Linked DNA regions of Mus musculus: region 2 is linked to region 1. A link is a loop called in an ENCODE intact Hi-C map of the cell type or tissue named here. Cell type or tissue: heart. All regions are shown on one strand.

What was found. Hi-C counts contacts between places; a loop is a spot of excess contacts. Peaks named below come from ENCODE experiments on the same cell type or tissue, not always from the same donor. Only the 100,000 strongest peaks of a DNase experiment are listed, where the experiment ranks them.
Region 2: a loop joins it to region 1, with 5 times the contacts of the local background. A loop is called at or near these places in 14 of 42 quality-filtered maps.

What each region holds. Positions count from the first base shown.
Region 1 is chr8:35,463,009-35,471,008 of GRCm38, forward strand. Eri1 (exoribonuclease 1) reads right to left here. Exons shown (of 7, transcript NM_026067.3): 7 at 2,257-6,362. The coding sequence ends at 6,120. Among named protein-coding and RNA genes, the nearest start is that of Gm51568, 29 kb to the right of the region's middle. In heart, no CTCF peak of the experiment used is centred here; no DNase peak of the experiment used is centred here.
Region 2 is chr8:35,155,935-35,163,934 of GRCm38, forward strand. No RefSeq gene overlaps it. Among named protein-coding and RNA genes, the nearest start is that of Gm34474, 59 kb to the right of the region's middle. In heart, a CTCF peak has its summit at 3,595 (motif pointing left); no DNase peak of the experiment used is centred here; H3K4me3 peaks cover 413 bases; H3K27ac peaks cover 1,139 bases.

The DNA.
Region 1 (8,000 bases):
AGCTCCGGGACAGTGCGAGCAACACTTTAGACAACTGTATGAAAGGAACCGGTAGGGACAGTGTCTCCTAGTTAGCTTCATCTGTCGGCTTATCCCAACCCAGTTATGAGGGATTACCAATGGGGAAAATGCCTCAACAGACTGGCCTGTAGGCATCTGAGGCACTGCCTCCATTGGTAACTGATGTAAGAGGGTGCAGCCCACTGTGGGCAATGCTACCATTAGGCAGCTTTCCTCAAGCTCCATGCCTCTGCTTTAGTTCCTGCACTGCCTCCTAAGATAAATACCTCCCCCACTGGCTTTGGCAGTGGTATTTATCACAGCAACATTGAAATCAAACCAGAACACAGCACTGGTTTGAACAAATAGCCCATAGCTCATGTCTTGGAAACATCACAAATGCCTATGTTGATGGCACTGAGAGGTAGAGCCTTTGAGAGGTAACTGAGGTCTCATGAGGTAAAAAGGATGGGTCCTCATGACAAAATTAGTAGCTTTATGGATAGAGAGATGGAAGCTAGTGTGCTCTTACATTTTCTTGCTACCATTTTCTCTACATCATTGTTGACACAGCAAGAAGGCCCTTACCAAATGTACTACTTAGGCACTGGCCTTTCCAGCCTTCAAAACATGGAGAAGTTAACCTGTTCTCCATGGAGGCCCGGTGTGTGGCTGTGTCAACATCATAGAAGGGACTAAGATAGTGAGACAAAGGCCAATTAAACTTAGAGGTGGTTGAGGATGTGCTATGCTAAGGATGTATCCTAGAGAAGGCAAGTAAAACCAGAAGTCCTGATAGTAAGTATTTCAGGACTAAAGTGAAGTGGTCTCACTGTCAAAGATAAATCAATGAAGAAAATAAACCCAAGTTCAAAAGAGTAGTGATTAAGCATGCAAGAACAGCCCTTAGCTCAGGACAGCAACATTGCATAGCAAGCTTACAGACTTACCTTGTTCTCTTGATCAATCAGGAAAGGACTTGTATCGAAATTGTTATTAATCATATTGCACGAGGGACAAAGAGTGGAGCAGAGACTGAAGGAAAGGCCATCCAGAGACTTCCCCACCTGGGGATCCATCCCATATGCAGACACCAAACTCAGACACTGTTGCTGATACCAATAAGTGCTTGCTGACAGGAACCTGGTACAGCTGTCCCGAGAGGCTCTGCCAGAGCCTAACAAATACAGTTTACTATTGAACTGAGCATGGGGACCCCAGTGGAGGAGTTATGGGAAGGACTGAAGGGGTTTGCAACCCCATAGGAAGGACAACAATATCAACCAACCAGAACCCCCCTTCCCCCGCGCAGAGCTCCCAAGGACTAAACCACCAACCAAGGAGTACCCAACCATGGAGGGACCCATGGCTCCAGCTGCATATGTAGCAGAGGATGGCCTTATCTGGCATCAATGGGAGGGGAAACCCTTGGTCCTGTGGAGGATTGATGCCCTAGCAGAGGGGAATTCTAGGGCAGTGAGGCAGGAGTGGGTGGGTGAGCATTCTCATAGAAGCAGGGGGAGGGGAGTGGGACAGGGGATTTGCAGAGGGGAAACAGGGAAGGGGATAACATTTGAAATGTAAATACAATAACCAATAAAAATAAATTAAATAAATAAAAACAGCAGCTTACTTGTAATTCTAGTTCCAGTGAATCTAATGGGTCTTTCTGGCATCTGAGGGCACTCCAAAGCAATCTTTTAGAAAAGAAATGTATTTGACTAGAACGTAAGCAGACACCTTCCCCCAACAATACTGCATATAGCTTTTCCCACAGCATTTACCTGGGTGTTTAGAAGATGAAGTATCTAGAGATGACTTCAAGTATAAGAAAAGTGCAGACCCTATGGCACTGACAGCAGGCTGTGGAGTCCTGGCAACTAGGTATTCACAGGGATGACGGTTCCCTACCCACCACCACCCCCAGTTTCAAGCCTTTTAGCCTGTCTTAGTAAACACACGATACAAACATTCCTCCCAAGAATATTGGGGTCACTTCTTTTTCAGTTAAACTACTCCAACAGTCCTCAATACATCCAGTACTGCACTATAACTCTGATCTAGGGTTCCCATACTATCAGGTTTTTGTTCTGCTTTCTAAATCCTTAGAGTTTAATAATAATGCTTTTAATCAGGAAGAGGTCAACAACTTTCTACAGAGGACTAGGCAGATGGCAGGCATGGTTTCTAGAGTGAACACTCACCTCTGCTGCTGGAGCACAAACACAGAACGCAGGCAAAACATTGCAAATGGGAGCTATTCCACAAAGCTTTATTTACAACATCAAAATTTTATTTCATAAAATTCCTATGCTACAAGTCACATCATTGGCATGGTAGGTAGCACTTACCTGTAATTCCAGTACCGAAGAATTTGAAACCTGATTAGACTACACAGACATACCCTGTCAAAAACATACATACATATATACATACATACACACATGCATACATACAAGCACTCTTGATTTTAACTTGCCACTTGGCTATCAGATTTGGTTCGTGGCTACAGTGTGTGCATTGATGCTGTGTGGGGGCAGGAAGAGCTGAAATGAGGGTCAACACTAAGGACGATACTTAGTGGGACTACTCATTTACCAACACTGCAATCATTACACACGGAAAGCATCTCAACAGGCCCCGCTGGAATAAAGGAGGAGTTCACAGCTCATCACTAAGGAAGTCAGTCTCCTCCAGCAGCTCAAAGTCTTCCTTGCAACAGGACACATACTCACAGACTTCACAAAGGACATGGCTCACTCGAGGTGGGTGACTTGACTGGTGCTCCTTGTATTGATCACTTGTGATCCCTCCTTCCCCAGAAATCTTACTACCCACCCCTTCTTCCTTATCCTTCGCAATAGTGCTTTAATATCTGGGACGATGAACTAAAAGTTCTTTCACCTTTCAAGTAATCAAATCACCATTTAATAAATGACTCGTCAGCAATAGGACCAGTTTAGCATGACTCCCATGGTCTTTCCTGTTAACCCAGCTGAGAAAACCTATCCCTACAGCAGGACAAGCAGGTCTCTAAAGGCTACAAGAAAGGGCCTTGAGGCTGGAGAGATGGCCCCAGAGTTGAGTGCGACGGCTCTTGCAGAGGCATTGACTCAGGATCCCAGCACCCACATTAGGTGCTCATGGCCACCTGCAACTCCAGTTCTGAGGCGTCCACAGGAATCTAAGGGTACATGGTGCACATAAACTCTCCCAGGCACACATACACGCAGAAACACATGCTGAAAAAAAAGAAAACCTCTTCTTCCTGCTTTTGCTTGACCCAGTCAGAGGGAGAAGTGGAGAGAAAGAAAAATTTCCAGAGTCAATGTCAGTATTTAATACAAAATCAGACAAAATGTAGCTGAGAATATATACCAGTTTGTGTGGATTTGAAAATAATACAGGGGGAAAAATCAGTCTCAATGTCCAAGCAAGTAAAAGGAAAACAAGGAGATGACCATGGCGACTGAGAAAATAAAGCTTTAAGTAAGTATCAGCAAACACTAGCACCAGTGTAAGCCATCCCAGCAGTAACAAGAACCAGTATCTTTACACACAACGTAGGCAGGCAGGCTGCAGTAGTTTCCTTTCAAGAATTATGACTCACTCTATAACTTACAGACAGGTTATATCAGCAGAAAGCCAAATCAAATGGTTTGACAGAGACTCAGAGTGAGTGAAGATGGCGAAATACTTAGTAGAGCCAAAAGCATTTTAAAAGCTTGCAGTGTTAAGTTCTTTAAAAAAAAAATGTTAAGCACTTGATTAGGAAAAAATTTAAACAGCCTGATTTAAAAACAAAACAAAGAGGAAGGCATTAGTATGTCCTGCTATTCTCTAACTTCCCAATGGTAGTTTCCCTATTCAGTAGCAACTATGCAATCAGGTGACAAGCAATTATTTTTCTAGGGCATGAACCTGCCTGTGTCACCATGGCTTATGTGAGAAAATGAAGAGTAAGTCAGTCCAGAGAGCCTGCTGGCTTCTGTCCCTCACAATGACCATTTCCTGTCCCTTTGCTTCAAGACAGAGCTCACTGGGGAATGAAACCGCAAGCCTGGGTAGCAAATTCTCATGGTCCCAAGCGCATCGCTGTCGTTCCTCCTATGTCCGAGTTAGGAAACATGATCAATCTACTTGATTATAGTGGTGATGGACATAATATGATCACAATCATTAAGGAAAGTTGAAAAAACAAAACAACAGGCAATGCCAATGAGATGGGTCCAGGAAAGCATTAGAGGGGTTTAATTCCAAAAGCTCCCACTGTTAGCCTCCAGACAGTATGACATCATCATCTCCAGAGCACATCTTGACTTTAGAAGCAGGAATTACTTTCCAATATATACTGGTCACTCACCAAGACAAGCCAGGTACTTTTTACTATGGAACAAAACATTTCACCTCACAGTACTGAATACAAATGTTTACCATGAGCTCAAAAGCAGGGCGAATATACATTCACAATGGTGAGGGAAGGCAAGGAGCAAATCTTCAGATTTTCCCATTGATTTGTAAGTTATAGCTCTCACAAGTTCACTTGTATTTTCTACTGACACATTTTGGAATCAGGAGCTCATTATATGGCTCAGAGTGGCTTCAGATTCACCTATGCCTTAACTCTTGAGGACTGAAATTACACATCTGTGCTACCAGGCTGCCTTTTCTAACTTTCCATTAGTCTCACCAGTAATTAGACTTTTAAAAAGGATGTATATATTATATATACAACATTCTGCCTGCATGCCAGAAGAGGACAGCAGTCTCATTGTAGGGGGTTGGGAGCCACTATGTGGGTGCTGGGAATTGAACTTCAGGGCCTCTCAAAGAGCAGCCAGCACTCTTAACTTCTGAGGCATCTCTCCAGCCCAGTATTCTAAATTTAGTTATTTTATGTTTATGAATGTTTTGCCTGTTGGATTCTTTGAAACTTACAGATGGTTGTGAGCCACCATGTGGGTTCTGGGAATTGAACTTGGATCTTCTACAAGAGAAGCAAGTACTTTTAACCACTGAGCCATCTTGCTAGCCTCCAGTAACTAGATTTTTAACTAAATTCTATGACCTATTACAAGGTTTCCAGTTATAATATGAAACTGGTCCCAGTACTTTATCATCCTTGAGCTGAGTTGATTCTCTTAGTCTATCACGTGTGTTCTGGGGGTCATGTGTGTTCAGGGCTGTCAAAGTAGACACCTTTAGAAACAACTTCCTGGCTTGAATATAGGCTATACACAGATATGCCGAAAATGTTCCAAGAAGAAACACCTGAATTTGCTGCTCAGCAAGCACTTTGCTGAGTGGACCAGAGTGAGTGACGCAGGGGGGGACAGCTGCTGGCCAGAGAGTGACGCAGGGGACAGCTGAAGTTGCCTCCACCATCTCAGATCTTGGTTTTTTTTTAGCTCATGAGCTATGTAGCAAGGCCCACTATGGTTGTGTCTACATCAACTTGCAGGCTTTTTTTTTTCCTTGTCATTATTCCCTAAATGATACAACCATTTCTTTATAGTTTATTAAGTATAAGCTACCCAGAGATGATTAAAATATGTGGGAGAACGTGTAGGTTATATAGAAACATTATGCCACTTGAACTATAGAACTTCAACACTTGCAGAATCTGGTACCCACACAGCCTTCTTGGGACAAAGCCCTCACTTCACCTACAAACTTACAAAGTTAAAAGAACCACGTTTTACTTAAAACTCAATGGGCAAACACTACCTTTCAATCCTTTCCACATTTTCAAAAAATGTATTTAATTTCATGGTGGTAATGTAGAAATTCATTTTAAATTCCAGTATCAATAAGAACATGACATGTAAAGAATTTTCTGATAAAACTTCCATCTTAAAAGCCAAGGGACACATCTTGGACACCTTACATTATAAAATTCAGTTCTGAGCAGAGACTGGTTACTGTGTGTAACAAATACTGCTCAGATCAAAAGTGCTGGTGACAAAGAATTTGGTGTGTCCTCCCACAAAATGTCTGCATACATACCCATCTATCTGTAATTGTAATAAGATCTTAAATGTTTAAGGTGCTTGAAGGTTGCATTAACTCAGATTCATTCGCCTGCTACTTTTGTAGCAACTGATCAGACAAAACTGCAGTTACTTTCTACTATGTGGCATCTGTGGAGCTGGAGCGCCCTCTACTGGTAAGGATGAGGACACACTCATCAACTGCCCTCCAAGTATTTTTTCATTGATTCGAAGTTCACATCCATCCTGAAGCATCCGAATAGCTATTCTAGCAATGTTCTTAGAGTCATCGAGACCGCTGTGAGGCCGTCCATCATAATCCATTCCTAATTTTTCAAGCATTATTGTTAGTTTGGTCTGGCTTCTGGGAACCTAGAAAACAAAGAACCAAGTAAGTAATTAAGAACTCGGCACAACACAAAAACTTAAAGATAGCAATTATGAATATGTTCAAGGACCTAACAAGGATATGAATAAATGCCTGAACAAAGACGAGGAAAACACCAACAGTTGAGTGTATTTAATTTAAACCACTATTAAATTAAACTGCCAGGTGTGGTGAAATATGTCTTTAATCCTAGCACTCTGGAGGCAGAGGCAGGCAGATCTGTCTCTGTGAGTTTGAGGTCAGCCTGGTCCACATAGCGAGTTCCTGTGATCCTGACTCTAAAAGATCAAAGGGGGGAAATTTTTTTAAAAGAAAAGTTCAGTAAGTCAAAATTAAAATGAAATGGCAGAGAAGCTTTCAGATCACAAAGACACAGTAGGAAAAAAATAAAAAATCAAAGAAAACATTAAATTTTAGAAAAAGGAAAAACAAAAACTCCAGACTCAAAAAAATTCCAGGGAATCTGGGATGGGAGACTTTGAAAAGACCAACCTACAAATAATAGGTACAAAGAAAGGAGAAGAATCCTAGGTCAAAGGCACGGAAAATATTATTAACAAAATCATAAAAGAAAATTTCCTAATTCTAAAGAGATGCAGCAAAGTTCATTCAGAACACCAAATACCGAGGCCCAGAAGCACCTCAATAATCACAGCACTTAAATAAAACAAAGGATATGGAAAGCTGCAGGGGAACAAGGCCCACTCATATATAAAGGCTGACCACTAGCAGAACATCTGACTTCTTAATGGAGACTCTGAAAGCCAGAGGGCTTGGACTGAGGTACAAGCATTGAAAGACCACAGGCACCAGCCCAGACTACCACATCCAGCTAATTGTAATCTCCTGTGAGTATAGTCAGAGGAGAAAGGAACACATTTTACAGACACTAACTAGCACATAGGTGTGGGTGCTGTGCCCTTTGGGCTAGAGAGCGGGATGTTGAGCTTCCAGTCCTGACTGAGGTATTGACCAATGGGGAACGGGTTAAAAATAGGTGGTACTGAGAAGGTGTGCCCACAATGTGGAAAAAGGAGACATTTCCATGCCATAAAACAGGGAGGCAAGCTAAGACTGAGTCAATTCTCAGTGGTCTGGGCAGACAAGTCAGGCTGCTGGCTTCTCTTACAAGAACAAAGGCGTCACCTAGGGAAGAGAAATACTTCACGGCTTTTCTCCTTGCTCAGCTGTCATCAGAGAAGCCTCTTACAGCAGAGGGGACTAACAGAGAGTCACACCTGTCTAGACACATCTGCAGAGTAAGACCTTGAAGCATTCAGTCCTAATGGCACGTTTTCACCCCTTCCCCCCTCCGCCTGAGGGTTTCAGGGATCTATGCAGAAGAGAGGAAGAGTCAGAAGAGACAGATGATTCTAAGGACTGTGAACTCAAAGGCTGTAGTGGCATGCACAGGGCCTGTGAAAGGTTCAAGTGAGATGGGGTCCCAGTGTTGAATATAAAGTGGACACAGGTTCCCACCCCTAACCAAAAAACTATCTGTAACTGATACTCACTGGCAACAAAAAAATTAAATGTTCTCTAATGGCATCTCACTGAGTATATTAACCACGCCTCAGGAATAATTGGCCAACACAAGAGTTCAATAGTATTTTTGTACCTTT
Region 2 (8,000 bases), 310 kb before region 1:
CACAGCCCAGGATACTATGAAAGGCATCAACCCAAAATCATAACTTATTTAAGCTTTTATGAGGGGTGTGTGTGTGTGCACACATATGCACATGTGTCCTTTCTTTTTGTTTTTTCTTGCTTGCTTGCTTGCTTGCTTTCTTCCTTTCTCCTTCTCTCTCTCTCTCTCCTTTCCTTTCCTTTCCTTTCCTTTCCTTTCCTTTCCTTTCCTTTCCTTCCCTTCCCTTCCCTTCCCTTCCCTTCCCTTCCCTTCCCTTCCCTTCCCTTCCCTTCCCTTCCCTTCCCTTCCCTTCCCTTCCCTTCTTTTCCCTTTTCCCCTTTTCCCCCTTTTCCCTTTTTTCCCTTTTCCCTTTTCCCTTCCCTTCCCTTCCCTTCCCTTCCCTTCCCTTCCCTTCCCTTCCCTTCCCTTCCCTTCCCTTCCCTTCCCTTCCCTTCCCTTCCCTTTCCATTTCTTTTTCCTTTTTTGTAACTCGGTTGCTTGGTTCTCAAGCATGGACTCTGTAGATGGTGACCTTGTGTCGCAGTGTCAAAGGTTGGACACGCCTGTCAGCCCTCTGTCAGTGACAGCCTGACAGGCGTTTCCTCTGAGGCTGGAGGTTGTCTTTTCCTTTGCTTAACTGGGTCTTTCATAGCACAAAAGTTTTTCACTTTGATGAAATCCAATTTATTTTGTTCTTTCATGCCTTGCACTTTGGTGTCATGTCTAATCACCTTTCTCCTGGCCCGTAGTCCTGAATCTTTTATGTTTTCTTCTGAAAGTTTTGCTGGCTCTACTCTTACATTTAAATCTGTTTAAACTTGAACACACCCTTCTAGTTTTACATTTAAATCCATAATCCGTTTTGAATTAATTTCTGTAAAAGGCATGAGAGGTCGGGGTTCGTTCCCAATGCTTTTTTATGTATTAAGGCTAATTAAAGTTCTATAATTAAAGGCATATATTTTAAAGTTTAACAAAACTTGTGAAATTTGGCCATCTATTCATACAATACTTTCTGCATCTAGGACACAGCTTGGGCCCTGGGTGTAGGCAGAGGCTCCTCTAGGATGTGGGATTTAAGCATTCGTTTGTATACACCTATTATTTATTTGTTCATACAACATCTTCAAAGCTGTGCTTTGTGGAGAGACTTTAGGAAACTCTACTCAAGAGAGTTAACAGTCTAAGAAATTGACACAAGTAACACAAGCAGAGAGGGTGGTTGATCTCCATCAAAACTCATGTGGACCCTTGGATCCCAGTATGGGGATGCTGGAAACTCAAGCCTGCTGGGAAGTGGTGGTAAGAGACAGAGGCCTTGCAAAGAGTCTGATACCTTTCTCTGGGTGATGGGAGTGAGTGCGTCATTGCTCACAGGCTCAGCTACCTCACTGTGAGTTCATCAAAAGTCAGGGTTGCTGGGTGCTTCACTTCTAATAATCACTTCTGCTTGTCCTAGTCGGTACCATGATTTGGAGCAAAATGAGGTCCTTGCCAGGAGCCAACCAATTGTGGGCATCGTGGGATTGGGCTTCCCAGCTTGTAGAACCATTAGCATGACGGCACCTCTCTTCTTTGTAAGTCATCATGTCTCAGTCTCTGTGTCTAGTGATAGAGCGCCGGCAGCCAAGATCTGCCAGAATTCTGAAGAACAAATAGCCAAAAAGCCGGGAGAAAAGGATAACGGAGAGGGCTCAACCACTGAGATGAGAGAATGCCAGGGATAAAATGTCTTCTGATAGATGGAGGCTGTCAGTGCCCAGCCTGCATGCTAAAGGCAGTTTTCTTTCACTTCCTAAGAAACCCAACATTGCCAGCTTCTAGCAGGAACTTGCAGTGTTTATACAAACACACATTTTTTTTAAAATTTTATTTTAAACTGTGCTTCTTAAATGTAAAGATGTTTTCTTGTCTGCCCAAGTTTGTGGGCGAGCATATGGTCACAGCAACACATCCTGTCAGATCGATGTGGTGTGCCATGTGTTACCCTGTGTTTCACATCATCTCTGGTGACTGAAGAATGGCCCCTATCCTCCACCTTGCCTCAGCTCATGGAGGCAGTATGTGGGAGATGCGCAGCCTGCATGTCCAAGCCAAAGCCATCACTGAGTTTTGTTCTGCAGAATTGATCTTCCTGGGACAGCCTGATCTTCACCGCGGAAGGCATTTCCAGTGCGTCTCAGCTTTCAGTACATTCTCCTCGGCTTCTGCCTCTCCTCTAAGACACAGACATTTACACGCAGAGCCAGGATGAAGGGTGAGAGGCACGCCTCACAGTTCCCTTTGACTAATCATTTAAGAACCAGCATGACCCCGCTTCCCTTCCCGAGGCATGTCAGCCTTCTTCACAAAGAGATGGATTCTGCCGTTCAGAAATATTCTGATTTACCCCCAACTCTCTCTCAGCCCATTTCTGGTCATTTACAGAAAACAAAACAAAACCAAAAAACGACCCAGGTTGTTCACAATCAGCAATATACTCATTTCAGGAAAATTCTAAAAGCCAGTGAGGCAGTCATTTAGAATGTGAGCTTCGTATCCCACAGCTCTGAAATTACACATAATGGGCAAGCTCCCAAGGCCAGCTCACAAAAGCCTACTTACCTAGCTCCACAGACAAACCACGAGGAGTGATGGGTTTCTGTCGGAATGCCTGGCTTATACCAACTGGGAAGTCGACAGGCAGAGTAAAGTAAGTCTTGAGCTTGCTTCTACCTCACTGTTAGGATTTGGAAGCTGGGTACCAGTGAGCCAGCCCCCAGAGAGGTCAGAGATGGTTACTAAGTCACCTCTCAAATCCTAGGAACTTCCAAAGGACCAGATCATTCTAATTTAGAATGCAGAGCCTACGGATGCAGAGCCTCACTCAATTCAGTAGCCTGAACCAAGCAGGGTCAGATAAAACTGCTGCTCTAGTCTGCGCTTTCTCCTGGTCTTCCTCTTCACTGACTATGTCCCAGCCTTGGAAACATATGCATGCTACAATTTTTTCAACCAGAAACAAAATTACTCTAACAGCAAAGATGACCCATTTCTTAGTGACACACAGTGACGAGAAGATGGCGACCGGGCAGAGCAGTGTCTGAGGGCTGGTCCTACTCAAGAAAAAGGCACGGTTTGGCTGCATGAGCCCTGTAAGACAGTGGCTGCTTGCTTGTGAAATGAATGCTGTACCTGCCCATACTTCGAGCAAGAAGCCACCAAGTTCTTTGACCTTGTGCACGGCTCAGATTGATGCCATAATCCACCGAATATCGAGGCAATTCGGTAGCAGGGTGGAAACACTCTGTGCGGTAGAGGAGAGAGAGAGAGAGAGAGAGAGAGAGAGAGAGAGAGAGAGAGAGAGAGAGAGAGAGAGAGAGAGAGAGAGAGAGAGAGAGAGAGAGAGAGAGAGAGAGAGAGAGTTTGGCCTTTCTGGATCACGTCGGGGAGCAGTAACATCTACCCCTACAGCACCAGAGTGGAAACCTAACCAGAGAATCCTAGAAAAGTTAAGAGGGTTGGTTGGTGAGTTTTGTTACAAGAATCACTGCGTAAAGCCACCTATTTCCTGCTGCTGCTTTCCCTTCAGACTCACAGCGCCTCCTGGTTCTGATTTCGGGGCCGCGTTTCAATCGCCCCCTGGTGGACAGCAGGAACATTACTTTGGAAGTGGATGTAGGAGTGAAATTTCCCTTAAAAAATGCTTCTTTGGTCAAGGCTGACCAAATCATTGGGCAAAACTAGTAGATTTTTAAAGAATGTAGGTAGCCGAAGAACTCTCTGTCTTCCCAGGACCCTCCGCCCCCACCCCGGTGCTCACTCTGGAAAAGACGTGTGTCTGAATTTACCCTGCACATGACCTTGCCAACTAGGGATCCAACCAACAAGATGTGTCCAGATTGTGGTGACCACAGAGCACAGTGCTCATCAATAGAACGGCCTTTTCTTTTCTTTTTCTTTTTAAAATTGATTAAGTTATTGATTAACATTTAGATCGAAGCTTCCCCTCCCACCTCTCTTCCTAGCCCCTCCCTCTCATCCCCACCCCCTCCCGTTAGCCTCAGAAAGGATACGACCCCCTTGGCCATCCAATCATCTTTCACAGGCCTTGAATATCAGATATCCTGGATATTAGACATTACATTATGATTCATAACAGAAGAAAAATTACAGTTACGAAGTAGCGACAGAAATAATGTCATAGGCGGGGTGGGGATGGGATGTCACCACAACATGAGGAATTGTATTAAAGGGTTGCAGCATTACGAAGGCTGAGAGCTACTACTCTGGGCAGTTGGATAGCCATGACTTTTGCTTCCTCCTCTAGGGTCAGTCTTTGCCAGCAATCTTGGGGCCCTCCCCTGAATCTTTCTAACAGATGAGCAATCAGTCAAGAACGTGAACAACTTGCTCCAAATCCCAGGAAACTGTTGAGCATCTGACCGTGACAGAAAGGAATGAGACATGTTCCCATCATGACAAGCTGCTCACCAGCACTGCCTTGGAGCCGGGCTCAGAGAGAACCGGCGGCCTGGCTGGGATTTGCTGGGGGAGTGGCCAGTGCAGGCTGCTCCATAGGCAAACACCCACGCCCCTTCTGGAGCGCGCCACCCTTACCTTGGGCTCTAGCTCTCACGGAATGTTGCGGTTTTTGTATTGCCTGGGTTTGTACAATAGCGATACTCTTCCGGAGAAAAGACTAATGTTGATACCAGGAGCTAGAGGGAGGAGGGTCAGACGTTTAAGATCACCCTCAGCCATGTAATGAGTTAGGGGTTAGCCTGGGCTACATGAGACTGGCTGCCGTTAAAAAAGCGAGGGCGCCTGGAGAGATGGCTCAGCAGTTAAGGATGTTTGCTGCTCGTCCAAAGCATCTGGGTTTGGTTCCCTGAATCCATACTGAACAGCTCACTACTGCTTGTAACTCTAGCTGCACTGCAGCTGGTCCTTTAAGGAGTCTGGACTACAATGGAGATCTGCTATTGTTTCTTTCCAGCTGTTACAGGAAGGCAACTTTTGTTGCATTAAGGTCCTGAAAAATGTAGGGACACACCCTGTGAGGGTTTGTATGTTTGGCCCAAGAAGTAGCACTATTAGGAGGTGTAGCCTTGTTGGAGTAGGTGTGTCACTGTGGGAGTGGGCTTTAATACCTTCGTCCTAACTGCCTGGAGGTCAGTATTCTGCTAGCGGCCTTCAGATAAAGATGTGGAACTCTCAGCTCTTCTTGCACCACGCCTGCCTGGATGCTGACATGCTCCTGGCCTGGTGACAATGGACTGAACCCCTGAACCTGTAAGCCAGCCCCTATTAAATGTTGTCCTTCTAAGACTTGCCTTGGTCATGGTGTCTGTTCACAGCAGTAAAACCCTAACTAAGACACACCCTATCTTGTATTCCTTGACAGTGGGTACAGGAAGGAGAGGTTTACCTGTGAGACCCACAGTGGAGATCCAGGAGCCACTCGAATGTGCTGTGACAACTGCTCTTCTTCTTTGGGGTTATAGTTTACTGAAGTTCCTGAACCCTGCTCCCCCTCTGCAGCCCAAATCAAGTAGAGCTAAGTCCTGACAGTTTGTTTTATAAATCTCGGGCACAACTGAGCCAGCTCAGAGTCTTCTACCTCCTCCGACAGTGTTTGAAAGTTTCTCTTCTGCACTTCTTAGAAGGCATCAAGAGGCAAGGCAAGGATTAAACCGTTATTCCCTAGGTTCTGGGCTGTGCTCTTAGCAAAGGGACTGGGCTATCAACTTCAAATTGCATGAAAAGTGCATAAGGACTGGGCTCTGCACCAAGGCTGGCTCCAGCGCTGGTCCATCAGCACCAATCATGCCACGCCCAGAGGAGGCTTCCATGTGCAGGGTAGCACGTGAGCAGGGATGCTGCTGGTCTCAAGGCCTGGGCTGTGTGGTTGACAGCAATGATGCTATGCTCAGCCTCAGACCCTCTGATCCCAGGCTTCAATTGTTACTGGAGAACTTGTGATTTTACATCCATTCCCAGATCCCCAGGCATCCCAAGGAGGTCACTGTACTGGCTGGTTCTGTGTGTCAGCTTGACACAAGTTGGAGTTGTCACAGAGAAAGGAGCCTCCCTTGAGAAAATGCCTCCATGAGATCCAGCTGTAAAGCATTTTCTCAATTAGTGATTAAGGTGGGAGGGCCCACTGTGGGTGGTGCCATCCCTGGGCTGGTAGTCCTGGGTTCTATAAGAAAGCAAGCTGAGCAAGCCAGGGGAAGCAAGCCAGTGAGAAACATCCCTCCATGGCCGCTGCATCAGCTCCTGCTTCCTGACCTGCTTGAGTTCCAGTCCTGACTTCCTTGGTGATGAACAACAGTATGGAAGTGTAAGCCAAATAAACCCTTTCCTCCCCAACTTGCTTCTTGGTCATGATGTTTGTGCAGGAATAGAAACCCTGACTCAGACAGTCACTGGATTGTGACTTCCCCATTCCTAGGACTTAGAGCAACTTAAGGGAGGCGTCTGTTTTAGCTCATGGTTTAGGACGGTACAGTCCACCATGACAGGCCGTCACAGTGGAGGGCATTGCTCTAGCAGTGCAGGACCAGAGCTCCTTCTATCCATAAATCGAGAAGCAGTGAGAGAAGCACTGGCTTTCAGCTCCCCTAATCCCCCTTTTTTCAAAATTCAGCTCAGGACCCCAGTCTATGGGATAGCACCACCCACATTTTTCCTTAGCTGGGAATCTCTAGAAACACCCTCAGGGACACACCCAAGATGTGCTTCTAAGATTATTCCAATTGGTGGTGAAAATTCACCATCTTAGTCACCGACCTTGGCTGTTGCAGATCCCTTCCGGTTTTCCCCATTCTATAGTAACTGTCCTAGCACGGGTAGCTGTCTCTGACATAAGGACCCGGAAGCCCTCCCACTTCACACCAGGCAGGCTTGCCCTGCCCACCTCTGTTTTTTTTTTTTTTAAATATGTAGTATATATTTTTATATATAGTATATATATTTAAAGATTTGTTTTCATTTATTGTGTATGAGTGTTTTCACCTATGGATATGTGCACTGCATGCATGGCTAATGCCTTTGGAATCCAGAAGAAAGTAATGACGAATTCCCTGACTTGGGATGGCAGACAGTTGTGAGCTGCCACTTGGGTTGTGGGAACTGAATCTGGATCCTCTTACAGAGCCTCGGGGGCTCTTAACTGAGCCATCTGCCTAGCCCCGACCTCCTCTCTTATAAGACCACGTTCTGCATTGAGATGTGAGGATAGTCCAGGGACCTGTGAAGTCCTGTTGTTAGATAGACCAAATGGTGTCTCTCAGTCTTGCCCCAGTTCAGGCCTTGTCTCTCTAGCCATCTTCTTCTGCTTCCATCTTCCCATACTCTCCCTCAAGGAGAGTGTTTCTTCTGTTTATATTCAAGCTACCACACTAGTTTTAGAAAACTTGATGTGGGGCTGGAGAGATGGCTTAGCGGTTAAAAGCACTGACTGCTCTTCCAGAGGTCCTGAGTTCAAATCCCAGCAACCACATGGTGGCTCACAACCATCCATAACAAGATCTGATGCCCTCTTCTGGAGCTTCTGAAGACAGCTACAGTGTACTCACATATAATAATGAATAAATAAATATTTTTTTAAAAAAGAAAAAGAAAACTTGATGTGTACGTTGGCAAATTCTCAGGACCCGTTGCCTAGAGAATGCTGCAGTGGGCTGGGTCTTCTCATGTAATCTAATGACGACAACCTCCATCGTGCATGCTCACAAGGCAACCCAACAAACCTACTCAATGTAGATAATCTCTGTGTGTGTGTGTGTGTGCTATATATGAGCAGGCACCCGTGGAGGCCAGAAGAGGGTACTAGATCCACAATACAGCAAGTCTAATGGCCATCACTTTAGACACTGTTCTGTGGGATGCAAATGGCCATTAGACTTGCTGTAGTTTGGATCTAGACTGCCCCGCCCCCCCTAAAGCTGGGAGGGACCACTGGGTGCAATAGGTAGTTCACCATTCAGAGGTGAGGCTTAACTGGAGGAAGTAAGGTCATTGAAGCTGAGACTTTA